Linked DNA regions of Mus musculus: region 1 is linked to region 2. The links are chromatin loops, found by intact Hi-C in ENCODE. Cell type or tissue: heart. All regions are shown on one strand. Each heading gives the region's core, and the rest is flanking DNA. Links, peaks and the distances in the headings are about the cores only. Region 1 holds the start of B4galt1 (UDP-Gal:betaGlcNAc beta 1,4- galactosyltransferase, polypeptide 1). Region 2 has its middle 8.6 kb from the start of Gm34213.

The links. Hi-C counts contacts between places; a loop is a spot of excess contacts. Peaks named below come from ENCODE experiments on the same cell type or tissue, not always from the same donor. Only the 100,000 strongest peaks of a DNase experiment are listed, where the experiment ranks them.
Region 1: a loop joins it to region 2, with 2.9 times the contacts of the local background. A loop is called at or near these places in 14 of 42 quality-filtered maps.

Annotation. Positions count from the first base shown.
Region 1 is chr4:40,852,575-40,855,459 of GRCm38, forward strand. It overlaps B4galt1 (UDP-Gal:betaGlcNAc beta 1,4- galactosyltransferase, polypeptide 1), which reads right to left and starts at 1,410. Exons shown (of 6, transcript NM_022305.5): 1 at 817-1,410. The coding sequence starts at 1,231. In heart, for the core only: no CTCF peak of the experiment used is centred there; DNase peaks (open chromatin) are centred at 57, 907 and 1,537; H3K4me3 peaks cover 2,469 bases; H3K27ac peaks cover 2,500 bases.
Region 2 is chr4:40,780,154-40,783,056 of GRCm38, forward strand. No RefSeq gene overlaps it. Among named protein-coding and RNA genes, the nearest start is that of Gm34213, 8.6 kb to the left of the region's middle. In heart, for the core only: no CTCF peak of the experiment used is centred there; a DNase peak (open chromatin) is centred at 1,228; H3K27ac peaks cover 1,645 bases.

The DNA of each region.
Region 1 (2,885 bases), core at 1-2,500, 72 kb after region 2:
CAAACTCATATACTTGCCCCCCTGCCTGGTATCAGCTGGGCAAGTATTTCCAGGAAAGTGCAGCCCCATTGACCGGGTTAATTTTAGCCCTCCAGTCAGTCCCCTGAGTACACAGGCCCTCTGCCCCTGGAGAGGGCCCTGCTCAGTTTGGTTAAGAGGAAGCATCAGGAGGAGGAACTTGGGGTGGGAGACAGAAGGCCCCTTGGTTCAGCACCTACAAACAGGAGGAAATCCCACAATTGTAGCAACTTTCTAAGAGTTCATCCTCATTCTTTAAACTCTTAGTTACAATGTTTCATTTACTTCTTCAAAACAACTCCAAAATACGTGTGGTTTATTATCTCCATTTACCAGAAAGAAACCTTAAAGAGAAAGTTAAGTGGCTTGTTCTAAGGCGGAGTGGAGGGTGGTGGGGAGGGGAGGTGGTTTTCTCACTGTCGGTCTTGTCCTCAGAAGGTTGAAGGTTGCCGGTGTTGCTACTATAGGTAGGGAAGGTTGCAGAGCAGCCTTTTCAGTCTACTCTAAACTGACCCCAACTTCAAACTTCCTGAGTCCTGGGCCAGAACAAGGGTGTCTCCAGGGCCTTGTCTGGTGCTGGGGTAAGAGCCTGGGGGTTTCCCAACAGGGCCCCTGCCTCTTGAGACACCAGCCAACCTCTCTTTGGGTCATCCCAAAGAGGATTAAGCCCTTCTTGGGGATTATGCACTCTGATCAAAACCTGGTGGCTGGCAGTCCTGAAAGAGATCTTAGGATAATATCCCTGGAACCCTACTGAGGAAATCCGAGGAGTCCACGTCCTCAGATCCTGGGTCTTACCGAGCAGCGGGGACTCCTCAGGGCAAGCTGGCAGCGACAACAGTCCAGTGGTGGTGGGCACTGGCAACGAAGACAAGTTGCTCTTCAAGCCGGGGCCAGAAGCTGCACCAGGGCTGGAGTCGAGACCCGGGCGAGGCTTCGGGGAGACGCCTAAAGGAGGCGGCGGCCGCGCACCCCGCGGCCGCTGCTCTCCTGGGGGCTGCTTGCTGGCTGCGGCGCCGTTCGTGCCGCCCTGCAGTGTAGAGGAGACTCCGACCAACTGGGGCAGGCGGCTCAGATCGCGGCCAGAGAGGTAATAGACGAGGGTGACGCCGAGGTGCAGCGCGCAGACGGCCACGAGCAGGCGGCAGGCCCGCTGCAGGGTCGCGCCCGGCATCGCGGCGCTGCCGCCCAGGAACTGCTCACGAAACCTCATCTTCCCGCCGCGGCTTTAAGAGGGGGTGGGCTACGGCTGAGAGGACGGCCCGCCCGCAGGCCGCCCGCCAGGCGCTACCCGACCACAGCGATCGAAGGAGGGGCCGGGGGGAGGGGGCTAGGACCTAGCGCAGCACCGGCCGCCTGCGGCGGAAAGCCGACACCCCTGGCCGCGGGACTTTGGAGAGATCAGCGGGAACCACAAGCGCGGATGAGCAGGGGGCGTGGTCTCGACCTAGGGCGGGGCCTCAACCGGGTTTCGGAAGGCTGTTCGCGGAACCTGGGGGGGCGGAGTCTAAGGGGTGGGGCCGCAAAGCGGGTCTTTTTCGAGAGGGGCGGGGCATGAGGGACAAGGCTCGGAGAGGGGACTGAGGGGCGGAACCTTCAGCCGGGTTTTTCTGGCAGCTAAGGGAGGGCGGAGCTTGGGGGGCAGGCACTAAGGGGCGGGCCCTCGGGAGGTTGGGTTGCAGGGCGTCGCGACACTTGGGGACTAAACGTGGCGCTCCGCCAGCCCCACCGCAGCCTTGGGTTGAGCGGGCATCCCATACCCAGCGGCGCTCAGCTTTTCTTCCTAGCGTTCACCGTGGAGCTTAAGTCTCTCTAAACCAGCTTCTTGTTCAACGAGCTGCTCACCACTTCCTGACGTACCCAGTGACTCGGGTATGGGCCTGGGACAGCAGCTAGTGAGGACAAGAGGACAGGCGGTAGCCTTGGGATAGTGAGAAAATGGAGTGGAGAAAGGTCGTCTAGGAAACCGGCTTCGACGTCCCGCGAGGCCAGCGGACGGATTCTCTGGGGCGTTCCAAAGATCCACTTACCCTAGCTGGGTCCGCCTGCCTGTGAGGGGGCTAAAGTGGAGGAGCTGCTTATTGAGTCCTGCTAGGGAAGTGACCATCTTGCTCTACTCTTACTCCCACATAAGTGTTTGCAGGATTGGGAAACCTCAGGAACCTGCCCAACTTGGTTCTAGGTGCAACATGGCCTCTAGTGCATGCCACATGGAGATGACACATGCTTGTTGGGATGAGACTGGCAGAAAACTGCATTAATTCCTAAGCCTGCGTACAGAACAGCCCGTTGTACACAGCGCTGGAACACAGTCCCCATTTAACAGAATACTGGAATCTAGGCGCGGTCGTGAACACCTGTAATCCCAGACTCTGGTTGCGGAGACAGGAAGAGCCAGAGTTTGGAGCCAGCCCAGACTATGTAGTAAACAAAGATTTCAGTGCCTTGGAGTGAATAAGAATGAATGGCCTGTAAAATCTCACAGCTGATAAGCTGTGGAACTCAGGGCTCCTAAAAACTTTGTCACTGCGCGTTCCTTTACCTAACCTTGTTGATCTGAAAGTGGAAGCTGGAAGATTTAAGCACTTGAAGTCTTGACCCCGAGGCCTCAGACCCATTTATCCTTGAATGTGATGAGAACCTTAAGATGGGGAATGCTAATTCTAGCTACTCCTATGTTTGGAGAGTTTGTTGTTAACCAATATATGCCATGTAATAGGGGTTGTTAACTGTCTCCGATTCATCGATGAGAAAGCAGGCTGAGTGACATTTGGTTGCAATCATAGAAAGTATTTAAAAAAAAAAAAACCACTTGGGAGGCAGGTGCATTTCTGAGTTCGAGGCCAGCCTGTTCTACAGAGTGAGTT
Region 2 (2,903 bases), core at 163-2,662:
CCAAAGTCCTCGCCCAGTCTCCATGGGCACCATTCACAAACATGGTGCACAGACATACATGCAGCCAAAACACTCATACGTGGAAAATAAAAGTAAATAAATCTTTTTGTTTGCTTGTTTGTTTGGGTTTTGTTTTGTTTTGACACAGGATCTCACTATGTAGTTGTGGCTGTCTTGGAACTCACTACGTAGACCATGTTGGCCTTTAACTCAAAGAAATCTGACTGCCTCTGGCTCACTCACACGTGCTGGAATTAAAGGCATGCACCATTATGTCCAGCATAAAGAAATCTTTTTTTTTAATTTATTTTTTTATTGTCTATAAGTACACTGAGCTGTCTTCAGACACTCCAGAAGAGGGAGTCAGATCTCATTACAGATGGTTGTGAGCCACCATGTGGTTGCTGGGATTTGAACTTCGGACCTTCGGAAGAGCAGTCGGGTGCTCTTACCCACTGAGCCATCTCACCAGCCCCAAGAAGTCTTTTAAAACAAAAAAAAAAAAAAAAAAAAAAAAGAAAAGAAAAGAAAAGAAAGGAAAAGAAAGAGCTGGTTCGATTGTTTTTCTTATCCTGAAGACTTCCCTTTGCAGAGGGAATTGTAAGTTGACTTCTGCATTGTTCTGGCTTAGGGATACCAGAAGAATATCATCTGTAAACCCACAGGCCCCAGGTACCTGGCCCTAAGCAAACAGTTCATTTGTTGTTCTTAGACTTTTAGATACATCAAGAAAATGAGCATTGTCTCCATGAAGTCGAGCTCTCCTGACTGTCTCTTGAATTGAAGTTCTCGGCTTTCTACCGGCTTTCTACCGAGGAGCCCACACAAGGCCGTAGGGTAAAGGGCATCTTTCCCTTGTCAGTGTCCTCCTTAAATACCCCTCCATTTTAAATTCTGCCTCATCACAATTAACCCTTTCATGGAAACCACATTTCACCAGATATTTCTTTTCCCACTGTATGGCTCAGGGACAGACGATGACTTAAAGCAACCTGACTAGATTTTCTTTAGTGGTTATTAAATGACACATGACAGTAGAGACTGAAGAGATGGCACCACAGTCTAGAATCTAGCCTTGGATGTGAAGAAAGACAAAAAAAAACGGAATAGCAAGGGTGCAGCGGCTCCAAGCAGATTTAGAGGTGGGAAGGGCAGGAAATGGAGGAAGTTCACACCCTTTAACCTCAAGGCTCTATCTGTGAGGTGGTCCAGAGCAGCAGCTGGGGGATGGGCAGGATGTTGTGGCTTGGTAAAGGGAGTTGCTGTAAATAAGGAAGAAAAAGCAGCTTGCATTACCTCGAGGAATCCCAGCAGTGGCTACAGGTTTTAGGCAGTTGAGACATTAAGGGAGCCCAGCAGGGACCTGTTGGGCTGTAACTTGGTAGAAGTCTCAGTGAGGTGGAAGACGATGAGAGTCAGGGTTTGAAAGAACTGACATGTAGTCACTCTAAAACATTGGAATCTGAGACTAAGGTGGTACCTTAATCCTGACAGGAGTTGAGCCTGAGCAGAGCATCTAAAATGAAGGGAAACGTTAACTGGAGAAAGTCATGGAAATGAGGGGCAATTCCGCACAAGTGTAAAAATACAGAAACCAGCACATGGGGGATTCGCAGACAGAATTCAGAGACATGCAGATCCATACAGGCACGCAACACGGGATGGTGCTCATAAATCCACAACCTGAAGTACAGACTGTCCCCTCTTCTCTCTGCCAGCATACAACACAGAGAGGCCCCCACAGGGACACAGACGAATGCATATATTTAGATAGGAAGCCCATAGGTAGAGACATGTATAGTCATATGACAGATAAACTTTGAGTCACTCGCCGCAGTCCTGTGACTGAAGTGAGTAAGATTTCCCCCGGGGATTGTTTTTCTTGTTGAGTCTGGCTACTGTGGTGTCCACGTGGCACATTTGCAGTTGTCAAGAAAAAAAAAAATCAAAAAACAAAAACCCCAGAAACCTGAAGCCTTTCTCAAGTTAGAAATAAAGGGTTTGACACAGCCCAGCCCTGGCTTACCAGGGCAAGATGTCTGCTGACACTTTTGTCCATTTAGAACTGATGTTCCAGCTCAAGTTCTGCCCCAGGGCCTCTCAGTCACAGGAAACAGCCTCCCCCTAGCCCAAGGCACACCAAGACAGCTAGTGGCTTAGACTGAACACTCTTGCACAACCAGAACCTCCACCTTTCCCAGCCCAATCATTTTTCAACCCAACAAACCAGCCTTACTTCCCAAAAGCAGTCTGTCAGGAAGGAGAGGCAAGAACAAGAAGGGTGGGGTGGAGGTAAACGTTAAGTCTCTTGTGGCTAGAGAGATGAATCCAGGGTTAAGAGCACTTAGTGATGTTGCAGAAGACGGGTATTCAGTTCTCAGCACCCACATGGTGGCTCATAACTGTCTGTAACTCTAGTTCCCCGAGGGTCAAATGTCCTCTTTTGGACTAAGCCAGACATGTATGTGATGCACAAACATATGTGCAGCCAAAATATTCATACATGAAAATAAAGATAATATTTTGCTTTCACTCGAAGTCAAACTTTTAGTTCCCCTGAGTGCTAGTTCCTCTTACTTCAGCCCCTAATCCCTCTGTCCTGCCTCAGTAGAACCTCTCTCATCTCTGTATTCCAGAGCCTTGTCATGTCTTCAAGGGCGTTGACCACCTCCATGCTATCAAACCCAATAACTACAGAAAGACAAGGCTCAGGAAAGTAAGGCAGATTTAACTTCTTTTTTTTTTTTTAAAGATTTATTTATTTATTATATGTAAGTACACTGTAGCTGTCTTCAGACACACCAGAAGAGGGAGTCATATCTCGTTACAGATGGTTGTGAGCCACCATGTGGTTGCTGGGATTTGAACTCAGGACCTTCGAAGAACAGACAGTGCTCTTAACC